2 separate regions of the Homo sapiens genome follow, and region 1 is linked to region 2. Evidence: read pairs that join two places in POLR2A ChIA-PET (ENCODE). Cell type or tissue: OCI-LY7. All regions are shown on one strand. Each heading gives the region's core, and the rest is flanking DNA. Links, peaks and the distances in the headings are about the cores only. Region 1 overlaps IST1 (IST1 factor associated with ESCRT-III). Region 2 overlaps LOC124903714 (a long non-coding RNA gene).

The links. Peaks named below come from ENCODE experiments on the same cell type or tissue, not always from the same donor. Only the 100,000 strongest peaks of a DNase experiment are listed, where the experiment ranks them.
Region 1: POLR2A ChIA-PET joins it to region 2 with 16 read pairs; 14 of 35 experiments call an interaction of 5 or more read pairs at or near these places.

What each region holds. Positions count from the first base shown.
Region 1 is chr16:71,912,481-71,920,480 of GRCh38, forward strand. It overlaps IST1 (IST1 factor associated with ESCRT-III), which reads left to right. Exons shown (of 10, transcript NM_001270975.2): 2 at 3,146-3,248; 3 at 3,982-4,162; 4 at 4,567-4,654. The coding sequence starts at 3,161. Among named protein-coding and RNA genes, the nearest start is that of IST1, 21 kb to the left of the region's middle. RefSeq lists an enhancer at 6,853-7,032. In OCI-LY7, for the core only: no CTCF peak of the experiment used is centred there; no DNase peak of the experiment used is centred there.
Region 2 is chr16:71,811,205-71,823,336 of GRCh38, forward strand. It overlaps LOC124903714 (a long non-coding RNA gene), which reads left to right. Exons shown (of 2, transcript XR_007065110.1): 2 at 6,858-7,154. Among named protein-coding and RNA genes, the nearest start is that of AP1G1, 8.4 kb to the left of the region's middle. RefSeq lists an enhancer at 7,094-7,143. In OCI-LY7, for the core only: a CTCF peak has its summit at 6,900; DNase peaks (open chromatin) are centred at 5,547 and 6,967; H3K4me3 peaks cover 743 bases.

The DNA of each region.
Region 1 (8,000 bases), core at 1-8,000, 100 kb after region 2:
CCCACCTCGGCCTCCCAAAGTACTGGGATTACAGGTGTGAGCCACCGCGCCCGGCCTAAAATATTCTTTTATGTTTATCCTATGTTAATAGTTTTATTTTAGCTCTTGAGAATTAAAAATTTAACTGTGGTGAAGAACACATGGCAACATGACAATTTACCAACTTGCCTGTTTCTAAGTGTAGAGTTCAGTAGTGTGTACTCACATCGTTGTGCAACAGATCTCCATAAACTTTCATCTTTCAAAACTGAAACTCTGTACTCATTAAACAATTCCCTGTTTCCCCCTACTCCCGGACCCTGGTAACCACCATTCTACTTTCTGTTTCTCTGAATTTTAGATACCTCACAAAAGCAGAATCTTACAGTATTTGTTTTTCGTGACTGGCTTATTTCACTTACCATGATGTCCTCAAATTTCATCCATGTTGTAGCATGTGATGGGTAGGATTTCCTTTCCTTTCTAAGGCTGATTAGTACTCTGTTGTATGTGTAGACCACATTTTGTTTATCCATGAATCCCTCAGTGGCCATTTGGGTTGCCTCCACCTCTTGGCCATTGTGAATAATGCTGCTGGGAACATAGGTATGCAAATAGCTCTTTAAAGTTCTGCTTTCCGTTCTTTTGGATATATACCAGAAGTGGGATTTCTAGATTATGTGGTAGTTCCATTTTTAATTTTAATTTTTGAGGAACCGCCATACTGTCTTTCCATAATGGTTGTACCGTTTTGCAATCCCACCAACAGTGCACAAGGGTTCCATTTTCTCCACAGCCTCATCAGTACTTGAAATTTTCTTTTTTTTTTTGATAGTAGCCATCCTAATGGGTGTGAGGTGGTATCTCATTGTGATTTCATTTTGCCTTTCTCTAGATATTAATGATATTGGCACTTTTGATATGCTTATTGACCACTTGTATATCATTTTTGGAGAAATATCTTCAAGTATTTTGCCCAGTTTTTAATCAGGTTGTTGTTATTGAGTTACAGGAGTCATTTACATGCAATTAGCTCTTGGTTTTTGTTTGTTTGTTTTTGAGACAGAGTCTTGCTCTCTCACCTAGCCTGGAATACTGTGGTGTGATCTTGGCTCACCACAGCCTCTGCTTCTGGGACTCCAGCAATCCTCCCGGCTCAGCCTCCCGAGTAGCTGGGACCACAGGTGCATGCCACCACGCCCGGCTAATTTTTGTATTTTTTGTAAAGATGGGGTTTCTCCATGTTGCCTAGGCTCGTCTTGAACTCATGGGCTCAAGCAGTCCTCCCACCTTGGCCTCCCAAAGGACTGGGATTACAGACATAAGCCACCACACTCACACCCTACTATTTAGCTTTTTATTTTTGGATACGGAGTTTCACTCTTGTTGCCCAGGCTGGAGTGCAATGGTGTGATCTCAGCTCACTGCAAACTCCGCCTCCTGGGTTAAAGCAATTCTCCTGCCTCAGCCTCCGGAGTAGCTGGGATTACAGGCATGCGCCACCACGCCTGGCTAATTTTGTATTTTTAGTAGAGATGGGGTTTCTCCGTGTTGGTCAGGCTGATCTCGAACTCCCGACCTCAGGTGATCCACCCACCTAGGCCTCCCAAAGTGCTGGGATTACAGGCGTGAGCCACTGCGCCCGGCTGGTTTTTGTTGTTTGTTGTTTTTCCAGTAGAATACAGGTTCATTTGAGGACAGGGGTTGTACCTTTTTTTTTTTTTTTTGAGACAGAGTCTTGTTCCTCCAGGCGGGAGTGCACGATCTTGGCTCACTGCAACCTCCACCTCCCGGGTTCAAGCGATTCTCCTGTCTCAGTCTCCCGAGTAGCTGGGACTACAGGTGTGCGTCACCACGCCCAGCTAATTTTTTTTGTATTTTTAGTAGAGATGGGGTTTCACCATGTTGGCCAGGATGGTCTCCATCTCCTGACCTCATGATCTGCCCACCTCGGCCTCCCAAAGTGCTAGGATTACAGATGTGAGCCGCCGCACCCAGCAAGGAGTGTACCTTAATTTATGCTTTTTATCTCCATCAAGCCAATGTCTCACATACAGGTAATCAGTAAATACTTATTGCATGGATTGAACATAATTTAATTACTGGATTCCAGATACTTGATGACATAAATGCCCCATTTTAACCTGGGACTTAGGTTAATTCTTAAATGTAGGGTAAAGAAAGGCTTTTGGGGGCAATTTTACAAAAGGAAAACACATCTGATGTTTTTTATTAGTGGTTAATTCACTAGTAGACAAGTACTATTCCTACTGCTCTTTCTTTCTTTGGTGCTCTTTTGATTTGTCTGTTCTTCAGTTACTTTGTTTGACCTATCTTTTGTTTGGATATTACATGTTTTTAAGTTTGAGTCCAGAATTTAAATTTAGAGAAATAGAAATTGTGCTGTTTTGAAATAGAATGCACAGTGGTCAGTGCACAATGGTATACCCTAAAGTCTTGCGGGTAGAGGACGGGTGGTTTTGTTTACTGTAACTCTGCTATTCAGTGAAATTCCTGGTAAAGAGCCTTCTGTTGTAGAATTTTGTAGAGCAGTGTTTTCCTTGGACTTTTCACCCCTTTGTGTAACCCTGTATGTGAGTAGATGTCAATGATATTTCTGTACTCTTGGGTACTAGCTTTTCCCCAAAAACTGAGACTTGTTGGCAGGATTTGGGGAGTTAAGATGAAAATATTTTCAATTATGGGTCTAAATTTAATCATCTTCCCCCATTGCCATCCCTGTTGAGATTTTTTTGGGAGAAGCAGGGAGCCCTTCTGCTTCTTTATCTTTTTATCACACCACCCCCATGCCAATATCTAGGTATTAATTTCATCTGTCACCAAATTCTTTCAGCTGTGCCTTTAAAGTAGATTTCAAATCCAGTTGCTGACACTGCTAACCACCCTAGTCTGAGCTATTACCATCTCTTGTCTGGATGATAATAATAGCCTTCCCATTGGTCTTCCTGCTTCCAGTATTATCCTTCCCCAATCAGTTTTTTTTACAACAGCCAAAACAATCTGTAAAAAATGTGAATTAGATCATGTCATTTTCCTGTATTAGAAAAACACTCTGTTTTTGTTTCACATAATTCACCCCTAAGAGGTGTTAGTTCCTGAACTAATGTTGACTTGAAAATAGTCATTGTGCTTCTTCTGTTTCTAGGAGGAACAGCACAGCATGCTGGGCTCTGGATTTAAAGCTGAGCGCTTAAGAGTGAATTTGAGATTAGTCATAAATCGCCTTAAACTATTGGAGAAAAAGAAAAGTGAGTAGTGTACTTTTTTTCCCCAAAAATAAATCACTGGATACTAGCACCCCAGTAATGGGTCTTTCAGGCCAGTACTATGAAGTCTTAGGGATCATATTTTTTTTTGTTGTTTTTGTTGAGACAGGGTCTCACTCTGTCGCCCAGGATGGAGTGCAGTGGTGTGATCTCGGCTCACTGCAACCTCCATCTCGTGGGTTCAAGTGATTCTTGTGCCTCAGCCTCCCAAGTAGCTGGGATTACAGGTGTGTGCCACCACACCTGGCTAATTTTCATGTTTTTAGTAGAGACGGGATTTCACCACGTTGGCCAGGCTGGTCTTGCACTCATGACCTCAAAGTCATCTGCCTGCCTCAGCCTCCCAAAGTGCTGGGATTACAGGCGTGAGCTACCATGCCCGCCCTGGGATCATATCTTTTAAGCTTTGGATCCATTTCTGCCCTTTGTGACTTTTAGACTGAGTACCTTTTTTGCAGAGAAAGGGACATACTCTGTTGTTGTGGCATTAGGTCACCTGACTCTTGAGTTGGAAATGTCAAGCCACATGAGCTATATTTTCTCACCTAGACAGAGTAGCAAATTCTACAGTAGAGGGGATGGGATTAGATTTGCTAAAGGAGAGGAGCTAGGATATAGTAGAAACACCCAGTTCTTCCTGTTGGGGGGAGATTGGCCTGTAGGCCAGATGCAAGTGCTCTACTGCTGTGAGATCGGAGTGGGATTTGTGTCTTAGCGGAACTGGCCCAGAAAGCAAGGAAGGAGATTGCTGACTATCTGGCTGCTGGGAAAGATGAACGAGCTCGGATCCGTGTGGAGCACATTATCCGGGAAGACTACCTCGTGGAGGCCATGGAGATCCTGGAGCTGTACTGTGACCTGCTGCTGGCTCGGTTTGGCCTTATCCAGTCTATGAAGTAAGATATTTTGATTCAGAGACCTAAATCATTTCTGGAATTTGAGAAAGGAGTAATATGATCTCTTTCTGCATTAAGGGACTATTTCACATGCCCAAGGATCTGCTGCCTAACAGTTGCTGAAAGGCCTGTTAAAAAGAAAATACAGAATCTGAAACTGAGAAGCCTAAATTTGAATCTTGGCTCGACCATTTTCCGAGTTCATGGCCTTGAGCTTGTTGCCTAGTTTTGAGTTCCTCCAAAAGTAAAATAAGATCACGAAAATGGCTAGAAGCCTAGAGTTATTGTGAGAATCTAGTGAGATTCACAGAATGGCTTTGGAGGCTATAAAGTATATGAAACAAAAGCTAGGATTTTGTTGGTTTGTTTTAAAGAATGTTATATTAATTTTTTTCCTTGATTAGGGAACTAGATTCTGGTCTGGCTGAATCTGTGTCTACATTGATCTGGGCTGCTCCTCGACTCCAGTCAGAAGTGGCTGAGTTGAAAATAGTGAGTACAAGTAGTTTCAGTGATGTCTGTAGCTTTTCATATTGTTAGAAAGGTTGGTTAATATAAGTTACTTCTGCTGATTTGACCAGATATTTTGTACCATTCTTATGTTGCTTTTGAAATAGGTTTTGTAAATTTGTTTCTCCCTTTCAGCCTTATATCGTAGAATAGAACAGTGTTTTGCAAACTTGAGCAGTTTTTTTAAGGAGCAAAGTTTTGTGTATCTCCAGTTTTGTCTTAATGTTATTTAACTCTATGCAAATAGAAAAGTTCTTATACAACTGTAAACCAGTAAAGTTAAAATAACATTAAGGTGACAGATGTTTTTGCTTTATTTATTAATTCCACAAATATTTATTAAATAAATTGTATGAGCTATGTAAGTGCTGGGGGTAACAGTGGTGAACAAAATATGGCACCAGCCATACTCCTGTAGCTTAGAGTCTAGCAGAAGAGACAGACATTAACCAGAAAATTGCACATCACAACATGGATATGGTACTGACTCCTAGGATACAAATTCAGTTGTGTTGTTTTCTATTTTCTACATCTTTGCCTTTCTGTTTTATTTCCTAGGAGACTGTGTCATTCTTATCTCTCAACCCATCTACTGAGATTTCCTTCTTTTCTAGGTTTTTTTCAAGAGCTCTTTTTAATTCTCTGAATATTTTTTATGGTTTGTTTCATGGCTACAATTTTTTCTAAGTCTCTGAGGATATTAATTATGGTTTATTTTTAAACGTCTGTCATGTTTGTTTCTCTCAAGTTCATTTTTCCTATTTCTTAGTTTTATAGTAGAGGCTTTCCAAAGATTTAGTGGTCCTTGGCTGTCGGTTTACATTTAAGAGTGAGGCACTAAAAAGGAGATTGGAACCTCTCGTGTGCATGGGTGGGTTTTTACTGCCAGATGCCTTCATTGCTGAGTGATCTGGTTAAGCTCTTATTTGGAGGAATTCCAGACTGTGAGGAACTAGTCATCTTTCCTTGGGTTGGTCGTTTTCTCCAGAATCCTCCTATCTTCTGTCGAGTGTATAAGCTGGCTGCCAGCATTTCTGAGAGCCCAGTGGAGAAGGAAGCCAAAAATCTATTTGATACATAGAAGACTTACACTTAATTCTTCTGTTGTAAGTATCACTGTTGTCTCCTGTGTGTAGACTCGAGTCGCTTTAGTTAACTCCCCCCAGAGAATAAACTTCCAATAGTCCAATAGGGTACCAGGGATAGTAATTGAGTTTTGTGGGCAGAGAAGAGGGACAGTAGAGGCAACTGATTCTTATGTAGGCTTTTTTTTTTTTTTTTTGAGATGGAGTCTTGCAGTGTTGCCTGGGCTGGAGTGCAGTGGTACAATTTTGGCTCACTGCAACCTCTGCCTCCTGGGTTGAAGCGATTCTTTTGCCTCATCGTCCTTAGTAGCTGGGATTACAGGTGCCCGCCACCATGCCCAGCTAATTTTTTGTATTTTTGGTAGAGACGGGATTTCATCATGTTGACCAGGCTGGTCTCGAACTCCTGACCTCGTGATCCGCCTGCCTCGGCCTCCCAAAGTGTTGGGATTACAGGCGTGAGCCACCATGTTGAGCCGTTTTTGGTCTCTTCTGTACTCCTTTAAAATTAATTTTGGAAAAGGCTTAAATATGTTACAAAACTCAAAAGCCATAAACAGAGTGATAAATTAATGTGAATAAAAAAATCTCTGTGTAGTATAAACCAGCCAAAACAAAAACCATAAAAGACAAATGCCATTTATATCATAGGTGTCAGGTACCCCTGAAAGTCTTCATAATGAACAGTGAGAACTCTCCTACTGGGCTTCTGGAATGTTGGGACCACTCTGGTCCAATGCTACTGTCGTTTCCTGTCTGGAAATGAGAGTAGCTTCTTGAATATTCTTCCTATTCCTACTTTGGCTTCTTTTAATCTATTCACACCATTCCATCAGAACCACCTGAGGGTTTTGTCCAAAACACAGCTCCGATCCTGTCACGACCTCTTGCTTTAAAGCCCATTAGTAGCTTTCTGTTGCTCTTGTGATAGAAACAAAACTCCCTGATACAGCCTACATGGTCCTGCATTGTCTGGCTCCCACTTCCCTTTTTCATTTCTTACCACACTCCTTGGCCTCTGCACTAGAGGCTCACTGGCTGATTGCAGGCTTGAGAACTGACCATGTTTGTTTCTGCCAGAGGCCTTTGCACTGCTGTTTTCTTTTCCTGGAATGTGCTTCCTTCCCTATTTAGTTAACTCCTAGTCATCCTTTAATTTATTATTTGAGACGGTCTTGATCTGTCACCCAGGCTGGAGTGCAGTGGCACGATCTTGCCTCACTGCAGCCTCGGCTTCCTGGGCTCAACTGATCATCCTCCCACCTCAGCCCCCTGAGTAGCTGAGACAAGAGGTGCGTGCCACCATGCCCAGCTAATTTTTGTATCTTTTAAAAATAGAGACTAGGGTTTTGCTGCGTTGCCCAGGCTGGTCTTGAACACCTGAACTCAAGTGATCAGCCTGCCTCAGCCTCACAAAGTGTTGGGATTACAGGCATGAGCCACGATGCCTGGCCTTAGTCATCCTTTAAATCTCAGCAAAGCATCACTTCCCTCAGGAAGCCTTACCTGACTTTTCTGATCAGATTTGATTCTGCTGTTAGAAGCTGGTGATAGCATGGTGCACCTTCCCTTGGTATCACTTACTGTAGTTGCAGTTGTACCTTTATCTGTGTGATTATTTTGTTAGAAATGCTTGTTCCCCAGTGCCACAGAGAAATAGCACTCAAATATAAATTTATTTCAGCAAGGCAATTTTTACCTTCTGCAGAAAGGGTGCTCCTTGCAGATGGAACAATGGCGAGCGCACACTGAACAAAGGGGGTAAAAATATTTATATCCTACACATCTGGACCCTACTGCTGTGTCCTGATTCCATTGGCTGGAACTGGACCTCACAGTCTGGGCTACACCCGTTTGGCTAAAGGTTTTAAAAGTTTTTAAAATAGATATATGCAAGGGAGAACAAAGGAAAAGAGGAACTTGCTTATGAGAAGACTTAGAAAAGTACTAACATTCCCAAATAAGGAAGGGGCATAGGCTGCGAGCTGGGACTTGCCTGTGAGCACATCTAGCACAGATATCTTGGTTAAAGTACAAGGACATAGAATGTATTTCTTATATTTAACAGCTACATAGGATACGGCTTAACAAAGAGTTATTAGCACAAAGCAAGGAGGCTTGAAGGAAGTTAGTCTTTTAAAAGAAGCTTATTTCTAACACTTATGATTTATTCTTTAACAAGGGAAATTTTGAAGAGGAAACTTTACTTTGTACAATTTGATTAATGTAAGACTCTATAAGAG
Region 2 (12,132 bases), core at 1,702-9,701:
CCATGCCAGGCCAGAGTGCCATTTTATAAATTAGCATAGGGTACCACAATCTTCCACCACCCCTACCTACCCACCCACCTACCTACCTACCTACCTACACACATACCTACACTCTCAGGGTGGATGGAGTCAACCCCCAACAAGTGGTTTAGAGAACAGAATGTTTACAGAATTCAGATCCTCTGCCATGCTGCTACTGTACAGTGCAACCATGGACTACAAGGCTAGTAAATAGTGGAATGAAGCCAAAACACAATTTCCTCTGAGGTATAGCTATGCAGGGAACACAGGCCAAACTTAGTTTGGGGTTTCCACATAAGTAAGAAGTTTGCAGGTTGCAAAGCAGAGTTAGCTAAAGTATTCCGTTTGGAACACCACAAAAAAATGCTTAGAGGTCAAATTTAAATGTGTATCATTGTGAACCACAAAAGAAAAATTAAGCCAGCTACCTAAGGAGGAGAGAGCTTTTTTTTTTTTTGAGACGGAGTCTCACTCTGTCCCCAGGCTGGAGTGCAGTGGCACGATCTCAACTCACTGCAAACTCCGCCTCCTGAGTTCACGCCATTCTGCTGCCTCAGCCTCCAGAGCAGCTGGGACTACAGGCGCCCGCCACCACACCTGGCTAGTTTTTTGTGTTTTTAGTAGAGACGAGGTTTCACATGTTAGCCAGGATGGTCTTGATCTCCTGACCTCGTGATCCGCCCGCCTTGGCCTCCCAAAGTACTGGGATTACAGGCGTGAGCCACCGCTCCCGGCCCCGGAAAGATCTTTTTTCCTACCATATCGAGTGCAGAGCGTTAAAGAGTTTTAAACATTAAAAACTAAACCCTTTCTCAGTACTTTTTAACTTACATTTCTCTTTATTTTGTTTTTGTTTTTGAGACAGAGTCTCTGTCGCCAGGCCGGAGTGCAGTGGCATGATCTCAGCTTGCTGCAACCTCCACCTCCCGAGTTCAAGTGGTTCTCCTGCCTCAGCCTCCCGAGTAGCTGGGACTACAGGCACGTGCCACTACATCCGGCTAATTTTTGTATTTTTAGTACAGACGGGGTTTCATCATGTTGGCCAGGCTGGTCTTGATCTCTTGACCTTATGATCTGCCCGCCTCAGCCTCCCAAAGTGCTGGGATTACAGACGTGAGCCACCGCGCCCAGGCCATTTATCTTTATTTATAATTACCAAACCCTTCTTCCATGCAACTAAAATTAAAAGCAGTTGCCCCAGCTGGGCACAGTGGCTCACACCTGTAATCCTAGCACTTCGGGGGGCCAAGGTGGGAGGATCACTTGATCCAAGGAGTTTGAGAACAGCCCAGGTAACATAGTGAGACCCTATCTTTCTTCCTTCCTTCCTTCCTCCCTTCCTCCCCCCTCCCCGCCCCTCTTTCTTTCTTTCTTTCTTTCACGGAGTTTCACTCTTGTTGCCCAGGCTGGAGTGCAATGGCACAATCTCGGCTCACTGCAGCCTCCACCTCCCGGGTTCAAGCAATTCTCCTGCCTCAGCCTCCTGAGTAGCTGGGATTACAGGCATGCGCCACCACGCCCAGCTAATTTTGTATATTTTAGTAGAGACAGGGTTTCTCCATGTTGGCCAGGCTGGTCTCGAACTCCTGGCTTCAGGTGATCCACCTGCCTCGGCCTCCCAAAGGGCTGAGATTACAGGCATGAGCCACCATGCCCGGCCTCCTCATCTTTTAAATAAATGAATAAAATAAATAAATAAAAGCAATTGCCCCAATATGTAGCATAGTCACATTATCTTGGAATCTTTGGTTTCCATGGCTAGTGATTTAAGTTTAGAAAGGCTTACTCCCCATCTTCTCAAACATAATCCCTAATTCCAGATAAATAAATTACAGCACATCTATAAAAGGTAATACTATGCTACCAATAAAATGAAAACCTTATTATTATAGTATGGCAGACTTTAAAAGGAAATATTATAAAACAATGTTATAAAATGAGCTTGCAAAGTGTATATTGAGCCACCTCAGGCTCCTGAGTAGCTGGGACTACAGGTGCATACCACCATGCCCGCCTAATTTTTTTAAAAATTTTTTGTAGAGACACGGTTTTGCCATGTTACCCAAGCTGGTCTGGAACTCATGGGCTCATGCGATCCTCCCACTTTGCCCTCCCAAAGTGCTGGAATTACAGGCGTGAGGCACTGCCATTGGCCAAAGATTATTATTTTTATGGGTTTGTTTACTACTGATAACTTACATGCATAGAAAAAAATTGAAGGACAAAACTAAAATTTAAAAATGGCTTTTTTGGGCCGGGCGCAGTGGCTCACACCTGTAATCCCAGCACTTTGGGAGGCCAAGGCAGGCAGATCATGAGGTCAGGAGATCAAGACCATCCTGGCTAACATGGTGCAACCCCGTCTCTACTAAAAATACAAAAAATTAGCCGGGTGTGGTGGTGGGCGCCTGTAGTCCCAGCTACTCGGGAGGCTGAGGCACGAGAATGGTGTGAACCCAGGAGGCGGAGCTTGCAGTGAGCAGAGATTGCACCACTGCACTCCAGCCTGGGGGACAGAGCGAGACTCCGTCTTAAACAAAACAAACAACAACAAAAAAATGGCTTTTTTGGATGATGGGATTACAGATAATTTTTACTTTATTATATTATATTATATTTTGTTTTTGCAACGAGCACACCATTCTTTTAGTTAAAAAGAAAATTCTTATAAGAAAATGCAGTTTTATGGATTTTTGTTTTTATTTTATTTATTTATTATTTTGAGACAGAGTCTTGCTCTGTTGCCCAGGCTGGAGTACAGTGGCGTGATCTCAGCTCACTGCAACCTCTGCCTGCCAGGTTCAAGAGATTGTCATGCCTCAGCCTCTCGAGTAGCTGGGATTACAGGTGCCTGCCACCACACTCAGCTAATTTGTGTATTTTTAGTAGAGATGGGGTTTCACCATGTTGGCCAGGCTGGTCTGGAACTCCTGACCTCAGGTGATCTGCCCACCTTCACCTCCTAAAGTGCTGGTATTACCGTGCCTGGCCAATTTTTGTTTTTAAAACAACAATATCCTGAAAGTGTTAAACAAACTTAGTAAGAGATAATAACTAGGAAAAAAATTTTGGTTTTTTTTTTTTTGAGACAAGGTGTTGCTCTGTTGCCCAGGCTGGGGTGCAGTGGCACAATCACAGCTCACTGCAGCCTCGACTTCCCGAGCTCAAGTGATCCTCCCACCTCAGCCGGGACTACAGGTGCATACCACCATACCCAGCTAATTTTTTTTTTTTTTTTGTAGAGACGGGGTTTTGCTATGTTAGCCAAGCTGGTCTGGAATTCTTGGGCTCAAGTGATCCTCCCACCTCACCCTCCCCAAGTGCTGGAATTACAGGCATGAGCCACTGTGCTTGGCCAAAGATTATTATTTTTATGGTTTTGTTTACTACCGAGGACTGCTTCAATTTAACAATGAATAGGCCGGGCACGGTGGCTCACACCTGTAATCCCAACATGATTACTTTGGGAGGCTGAGGCAGGCAGATCACCTGAGGTCAGGAGTTCAAAACCAGCCTTCCCAACATGGCAAAACCCCATCTCTACTAAAAATACAAAAATTAGCCAGGCATGGTGGCGTACACCTGTAATCCCAGCTACTCGGGAGGCTGAGGCAGGAAAATCACTTGAAAATCACAGAAGTCGCAGTTAGCCAAGATCGCGCCACTGCACTCCAGCCTGGGCGATAGAGCAAGACTCCATCTCGAAAATAAATAAGTAAATAATAATAATAACAACAATTTAACAAAGAACAACAACAAAAAATAAAACTGAAGAAACATTGGCTAGCAGACAGACCACTTAGATGCCAGTCTTGGCTAGGTTTAATTCATTTTTTGCCCAGAGCAAGGTGTTAAACATCTCTGAGCCTGTTTACTCAGCTTTCCAATATTTATTTGTCTTGCCTGTTCCAAAATGGATTTAGAGTGGCTTGTTATGCAAAAGGGATCAGCTACATGAAAGCACTTTGAAAAGCCTGAAGCATCATAAGAATGTAAATACTGAAATTTTTGTGCCGCCTCATCATTCAACTAAAGCATTTACTGACTGCCCTTTATAAGTAACAGTAGTACAGTGTGTCTTACATTTACAAAAGTATTTTCAGGCTGGGCGCAGTGGCTCATGCCTGTAATCCCAGCACTTTGGGAGGCCAAGGTGGGTGGATCACTTGAGGTCAGGAGTTCGAGACCAGCCTGGCCAACATGGTGAAACCTTGTCTCTACTAAAAACACAAAAATTAGCCGGGCATGGTGGCACGCACCAGTAATCCCAGCTACTCAGGAGGCTGAGGCAGGAGAATTGCTTGAACCCATGAGACAGAGGTTGCAGTGAGCCAAGATCGCGCCACTGCATTCCATCCTAGGTGACAAAGTGAGATGCTGTCTCAAAAAAAAAAAAATTAATTAGTTGGACATCATGGCATGTGCCTGTAGTCCCAGCTACTCAGAAGGCTAAGGCAGGATTTTTTGACACCAGAAAGGTAAGGCTGCAGTGAGCAATGATTGCACCACTGCACTCCAGTCTGAGTGGCAGAATAGGACTCTGTCTCAAAAAATATATTAAAAAAAGAAAGAGTGAGAGAGAGAGAGAAACAAAAGGAGGAGGGGAGGGGAGGAGAGGCTCAGAGAGATTAAATGATCGGTCACACTTTCATACAGTAGAGGCCAGACTCAAATGTAGTCCTTCCATCTCTGGATTTGTCTTCTAGCCCATATAGTAATCATTCAAACAGGCTACCTGATTATTTCCCCTATGCCACACTGTCCTGGGTGCACCAGAATCTGTAATAGACATAACAAAAGAGACTGCCCCTATCCTTCAGATAATTACAATCTCATTGAGGAAAACGAGATTTTTTAAAAATCCAAAAATATAAAATAAGCCAGTGATATCATTCAGCAGATAAGTCCTAGTTCAGAAAGAGAAGAAAACGGAGAGGTCGCTGAAGTTCTAGTTCAGAAGGAGCAGAAGAAGGAGAGGTTGCTGGGAGCTAGAGCAGTGAAAGATGGCTTTTGGAATACATAGTATCTGGTGGAATCTGGGGTACTAGAGGGGAACTGTCTTGTTTGGGCTTAGGATGCAGTGAGTTTCTTTCTTTCTTTTTTTTTTTTTTTTTTTTTGGAGACAAAAAAAAAAGGGTCTCGCTATGTTGCCCAGGCTGGAGTGCAGTGACACAATCTCGGCTGACTGCAACCTCCACCTCCTGGATTCAAGTGATTCTCCTGCCTCAGCCTCCTGAGTAGCTAGGACTACAGGGGTATGCCACTGCACCCAGCTAATTTTTGTATTTTTAGTAGAGATGGGGTTTCATCATGTTGGCCAGGCTGGTCTCGAACTCCTGACCTCGTGATCCTCCCACCTCAGCCTCCCAAAGTGCTAGGATTACAGACTTGAGCCACCTCATCCGGCACAGTGAGTTTCTTAAATGATTCGGTCAGTATCAGCAGCTGAAGCCCATGTGACCTTTAGAGCAGATGGGGAAAGCTCTCTCTGAAGAAATGCAGTTAGCATCTTTCACAAAGAACCCTTCCTGCCTCTCCACGTGCCAGAGATCTCAGCCGAGAAAGGAGAGTGAAGAGGGGCACAGCCGTGTAAGAAATACAATGACGTGAGTCAAAGAGGCGGCTCCACTGGCCTGTTTTGTTATCCTTTGAGTCACACGAATCTATAAATAAGACTGAAAGACAGAGAGAAATTAGTCTGTCTGCTGTTTCTGTAATGTTTTCACAAAAAGCATTTTCACAATTCTTTTAAAGCACAGTCCCTAATCACGATGTATGCTGGCCTGAGACAAGAGTTTAGGAATTCATCTTTAACTTATGACAAAAGCCAGAAAGGATGTAAAAATTAAAATTCCAACAGCCAACTCCATACACTCTTTGACCTCTTACCAAGAGCATTAGGAATTCTGCTATATGTAGAAGAGTAAAGACCAAAGCCCGGAGGACATTAGCTTCTGCCAACCTTCTTCTTTGTTTCAGAATTTTTTTTTTTTAAAGAGGCAGCCCTAGGCCGGGCGCGGTGGCTCGTGTCTGTAATCCAGCACTTTGGGAAGCCAAGGCAGGTGGATCACCTGAGGTCAGGAGTTCAAGACCAGCCTGGCCCACATGGCGAAACCCTGTCTCTTCTAAAAATACAAAAATTAGCCAGGCGTGGTTGCAGGCACCGGTAATCCCAGCTACTTGGGAGGCTGAGCCAGGATAATCACCTGAAACCGGGAGGTGGAGGTTGCAGTGAGCCGAGACTGTACCACTGCACTCCAGCCTGGGCAATAGAGTGAGACTCCATCTCAAAAAAAAAAAAAAAAAAAAAAAGAGGCAGCCCAAAGTGCCACCTGAGATGCTTTATGTTACAATATTTTCTTTTTCTTAGAGTAGTTTTTCTTGACTTGTAAATTATTCTGTATTATTTTGGCACTTTTGGAGGGAAAAACTTTACCAGGTATGAGACTGCAATCAACTTAAATTCCAAATTGAGGAAATGGTGCCATTCTCCTGTTAGGAATGACAAAATTAAGGTCACTAGAAGAGAATGCACCATCTAGAAACAAAGCAGGATTTCTGACCCATTGTTTTCTACTCAAGTAATTTTATTTCCTTAATATGGACACCATTAAGCCAGGAGCAGTGGCTCATACATGTAGTACCAGCTACTCAGGAGGATGAGGCAGGAAAAACCCTTGAGCCCAGGAGTTTGAGACCAGCTAGGACAGCATAGTGAAACCTCATCTCGAAAATATGTATAAATGTGGGCACCGTCATTTGTCTAGAAAAATCTATAGTAAATTGTTTTGTTTTCCTTTCATTGCAAAGTCTCATACTTGTTCTTCCAAAATCAGTTCTATGAGTTGCTTTAAAATTAGCCTGGGACGTCCAAGAAGTGTTAAGACATCTGCAGTAACTGGGGCAGCCAGTCCCTGGAGGCCAACTCAGGGAACAACAAACTCCTTCGCCAAGCCGTCCACACATGCCAGCTGATGGTCTAGGACCCAAGTATGTGCCAAGAGTGAGGTGTCTTACTTCTAAGGAGAGGCAAGCAGTTTGCTATGCAAGCGGGTCGCTGGCCCTGGACCTAAAGATCTTCTCTCTAACTCCATATTCTTTAAATAAACTTGTCTTTTATGAGGAGTGGAAAATCTTAGAATGAAGCATTCAAAATGAAACTGATTTTTTTTTTTTTTTTTTTTTTTTTTTGAGATGGAGTCTCGCTCTGGCACACAGGCTGGAGTGCAGTGTTGCAATCTCGGCTCACTGCAACCTCTGCCTCCCGGGTTCAAGCTATTCTCCTGTCTCAGCCTCCTGAGTAGCTGGGATTACAGGCGCGTGCCACCACGCCTGGCTAATTTTTTTGTATTTTTAGTAGAGACAGGGTTTCACCATGTTGGTCAGGCTGGTCTCCAACTCCTGTCCTCCTGATCCGCCCGCCATGGCCTCCCAAAATGCTGGGATTACAGGCGTGAGCCACCGCGCCCGGCCCCAAACCGGGTTTTTAAAGAGTCATTGGTTTATAGGTATCACCTTCTCATATGCAAAAGGAGGAATGTAAACTCCCCCGGATATGTAAAAGAGAATTCTGAACCAAAAATTTTGCATAACCAATAATTACATCTAAAAATTAATTTGGCTTTTGGGTATGAGCCTAAAACGAAACTTAAAAATAAAGTATATTGAAAAGAAAAATGGGGCCGGGCGCGGTGGCTCATACCCCTAATCCCAGCACTTTGGGAGGCCAAGGCGGGTGGATCACAAGGTCAGGAGATCAACACCATCCTGGCTAACACGGTGAAACCCCGTCTCCACTAAAAATGCAAAAAAAAAATTAGCCGGGCGTGGTGGCGGGTGCCTGTAGTCCCAGCTACTCGGGAGGCTGAGGCAGGAGAATGGTGTGAACCCGGGAGGCGGAACTTGCAGTGAGCGGAGATCGCGCACCATTGCACTCCAGCCTGGGGTACAGAGGGAGACTCCGTCTCAAAAAAAAAAAGAAAAAGAAAAAGGAAAAATGGGCCAGGTGTGGTGGCTCATGCCAATAATCCTAACACTTCGGGAGGCTGAGGTGGGAGGATTGCTTGAGTCCAGGAGTTCAAGACCAGCCTGGGCAACATGGCGAAACCCTGTCTCTACAAAAAATACTAAAGAAGCCAGGCGTGGTGGCTTATGCCTGTAATCCCAGCACTTTGGGAGGCTGAGGTGGGCAGATCACCTGAGGTCAGGAGTTCGAGACCAGCCTGGCCAACATGGTGAAACCCTGTCTCTACTAAAAATACAAAAATTAGCCAGGCGTGGTGGTGCATGCCTGTAATCCCAGTTACTCGGGAGGCTGAGGCAGGAGAATCGGTTGAACTCGGGAGGCAGAGGCTGCAGTGAGCAGAGATCGTGCCATTACACTCCAGCCTGGGCAACAAGAGTGAAACTCCGTCTCAAAAAAAAAAAAAAAAAAGTCCAGATGCAGTGGCTCACGCCTGTAATCCATCACTTTGGGAGGCTGAGGAGGGCAGATCACGAGGTCAGAAGATTGAGACCATCCTGGCTAACACGGTGAAACCCCGTCTCTACTAAAAATACAAAAAATTAGCCAGGCGTGTTGGCATGCACCTGTAGTCCCAGCTACTTGGGAGGCTGAGGCAGGAGAATCTCCTGAATCTGGGAGTCAGAAGTTGCAGTGAGCCGAGATAGTGCCACTGCACTCCAGCCTGGGCGACAGAGCGAGATTCCATCTCGAAAGGAAGAAAGAAAGACAGAGAGAGAGAGAGAGAGAGAGAGAGAGAGAGAGAGAGAGGAAGGAAGGAAAGAAGGAAGGAAGGGAGGGAGGGAGGAAATTAACCAGGTGTGTTGATGCCTGCCTGTAGTCCCAGCTACTCAGGAGGCTGAGATGGGAGGATCACCTGAGCTGGGGGAGGTAAAGACTGCAGTGAGCAGTGATCAAGCCACTGTACTCCAGCCTGGGCGACAGAGTAAGACCCTGTCTCAAAAAATAAAAAATAAAAACAAACAAAAGCTAGTTACGCAAGAAACCAAAAAATAATAATATTTTGGCCTTCTTTTCTAGCCTCTCCAGTCTCACAGAATCACTAACATTTAGTCCACTAGAAGATAAGAAATAATGGAAACTAATATTTGTTGCGCACATACTAAGTGCTAAAGAAATTTATATATATTATTTATTTTTTCTTTTCTTTTTTTCTTGAAAGGGAGTTTCACTTCATTGCCCAGACGGGAATGCAATGTCATAATCATGGCTCACTGCAGCTTCAACCTCCTGGGATCAAGCCATCCTCCCACGTTAGCCTCCGAAGTAGCTAGGAATACAGGCGTGCACCACCATGCCCAGCTATTTTTGTTTTTTAATTCTTTTATAGAGATGGGGTCTCACCATGTTGCCCAGGCTGGTCATGAACTCCTGGACTCAAGCAATTATCTCTCCTTGACCTCCCAAAGTGCTGGGATTATAGGCGTGAGAAACAGTACTTGGACAAAATAAATAGTCTTATAACAACTCAAATATCTTCAATGAGGCCAGGTGTGGTGGCTCACACCTGTAATCCCAGCAATTTGAGAAGCCAATGTGGGAGGGTCACTTGAAGCCAAGAGTTCAGACCAGCCTGGCCAACATGGCGAAACCACGTTTCTACTAAAAATACAAAAAATACCCGGGGGTTGTGGCACACAACTGTAATCCCAGCTACTTGGGAGGCTGAGGTAGGAGAATCGCTTGAACCTGGGAGGTGGATGTTGCAGTGAGCTGAGATCACGCCACTGCACTCCAGCCTGGGCAACAGAGCAAGACTCCATCTCAAAAAAAAAAAAAAAAAAAAAAAAAAAAAAATATATATATATATATATATATATATATATATATATATATATATCTTCAGTGAATACTAAACAACTCCAACTTCTACCAGCATTCTCTATAATTACCAGGAACCAATGAAGGAAGGAAATCATTCTTCCAGTCATCATTCTGAAAGAAAAAAGATCACTGGTGGGAAGTAGAGGAGGGCAGATATCTGAAGTCAGGAGTTCCAGACCAGCCTGGCCAACATGGTGAAACCCCGTCTCCACTAAAAATACAAAAATTAACTGGGCATGGTGTCGCGCACCTGTAATCCCAGCTACTCGGGAGGCAGAGGTTGCAGTAAGCCAAGACTGTGCCACTGCACTCCAGCCTGGGCAACAGAGCAAGACCCTGCCTCAAAAAAAAAAAAAGAAAAGAAAAGAAAAAAGATCACTGGGAAGTAATTGGTTTGTGTTACAAATGCATATTTCGCACATAGTAGGCCTTCAATAAATATCTCTTAAAATGAATAGAAATTTAGTTACCCATTATCACAGTCGAGCTTCCTTCCTGTTTGGGGTGAAGTTTTTTTGTTTTTTGTTTTTTTTTTGAGATGGAGTCTGCCTCTGTCCCCAGGCTGGAGTGCAGTGCTGCCACCTTGGCTCACTGCAAGCTCCGCCTCCCAGGTTCATGCCATTCTCCTGCCTCAGCCTCCCGAGTAGCTGGGACTACAGGCACCCGCCACCATGCCCGGCTAATTTTGTTTTTGTATTTTTAGTAGAGACGGGGTTTCACTGTGTTAGCCAGGATGGTCTCAATCTCCTGTCCTCGAGATCCGCCCGCCTCAGCCTCCCAAAGTGCTGGGATTACAGGCGTGAGCCACCGCGCCTGGCCTGTTTGGGGTGAAGTTTTTTTTTTAGTGCTTTCTAACAATTAGCCTTAGAGTGACCATAGGTCTTGCTGCTTCTGTCATGTATGGCCTCATATAAGAACCCAGGAAATGTTTTGTCTTTGAACCTGGAGATGCTATTTGTGAAAGATGTTTGTTTAATAAAATCAGAGGAGGCGGCCGGGCGCAGTGGCTCACACCTGTAATCCTAGCACTTTGGGAGGCTGAGGCAGGCGGATCACCTGAGGTCGGGAGTTCAAGACCAGTCTGACCAACATGGAGAAACCCCGTCTCTACTAAAAATACAAAATTAGCCGGGCATGGTGGCACATGCCTGTAATCCCAGCTACTCGAGACGCTGAGGCAGGAGAATCGCTTGAACCCAGGAGGCAGAGGTTGCAGTGAGCCGAGATTGCGCCATTGCACTCCAGCCTGGGCAACAAGAGCAAAACTCCATCTCAAAAAAAAAAAAAAAAAAAAATCAGAAGGCACCTTCTCCAATAAATAAACAGAGAGGGGAAAAGGAGTAATGGGAAAAAAAGGAAGTGTTGAAGATTAAAAGACTTCAGATACATATCAACCAAATACAATATGTGGATCTTTTTGGATCTTGATTTCACAAAATAACTGCAAAATTCATTTTTGACAGTTGGATAAATTTAATATATAGATGAATATTATATGATATTAAGGACTTCTTTTATTTATATTTTATTTTATTTATTTATTTATTTTGAGATGGAGTCTCACTCTTGTCACCCAGGCTGGGATGCAATGGTGTGATCTCGGCTCACTGCTACCTCCGCCTTCCGGGTTCAAGCAATTCTCCTGCCTCAGCCTCCTGAGTAGCTGGGATTACAGGCGCGCACCACCACGCCCAGCTAATTTCTGTATTTTTAGTAGAAACAGGGTTCCACCATGTTGGACAGGTTGGTCTTGAACTCCTGACTTCATGATCCACCCGCCTCAGCCTCCCAAAGTGCTGGGATTACAGGTGTGAGCCACCGTGCCTGGCCAGGACTTATTTTCATTATAATGAGAATAATGACATTGTTTTATGTTAAACAAAGGATATGTGTTAGAGATATGTAATGAAGTATTTACAGTTGCAATTATATAATTTCTCACATTTGCTTAAATTCTTCCTCTGCTTTCTCCCCCAGAAAAGTTAAGAAGAGTCCGGGCGCGGTGGCTCACGCATGTAATCCCAGCACTTTGGGAGGCTAAGGCGGGTGGATCACGAGGTCAGGAGATCGAGATCATCCTGGTTAACACAGTGAAACCCTGTCTCTACTAAAAATACAAAAATTAGCCAGGCGTGGTGGTAGGTGCCTGTAGTCCTAGCTACTCGGGAGGCTGAGGCAGGAGAATAGTGTGAACCCGGGAGGTGGAGCTTGCAGTGAACCGAGATGGCACCACTGCACTCCAGCCTGGGTGACAGGGCGAAACT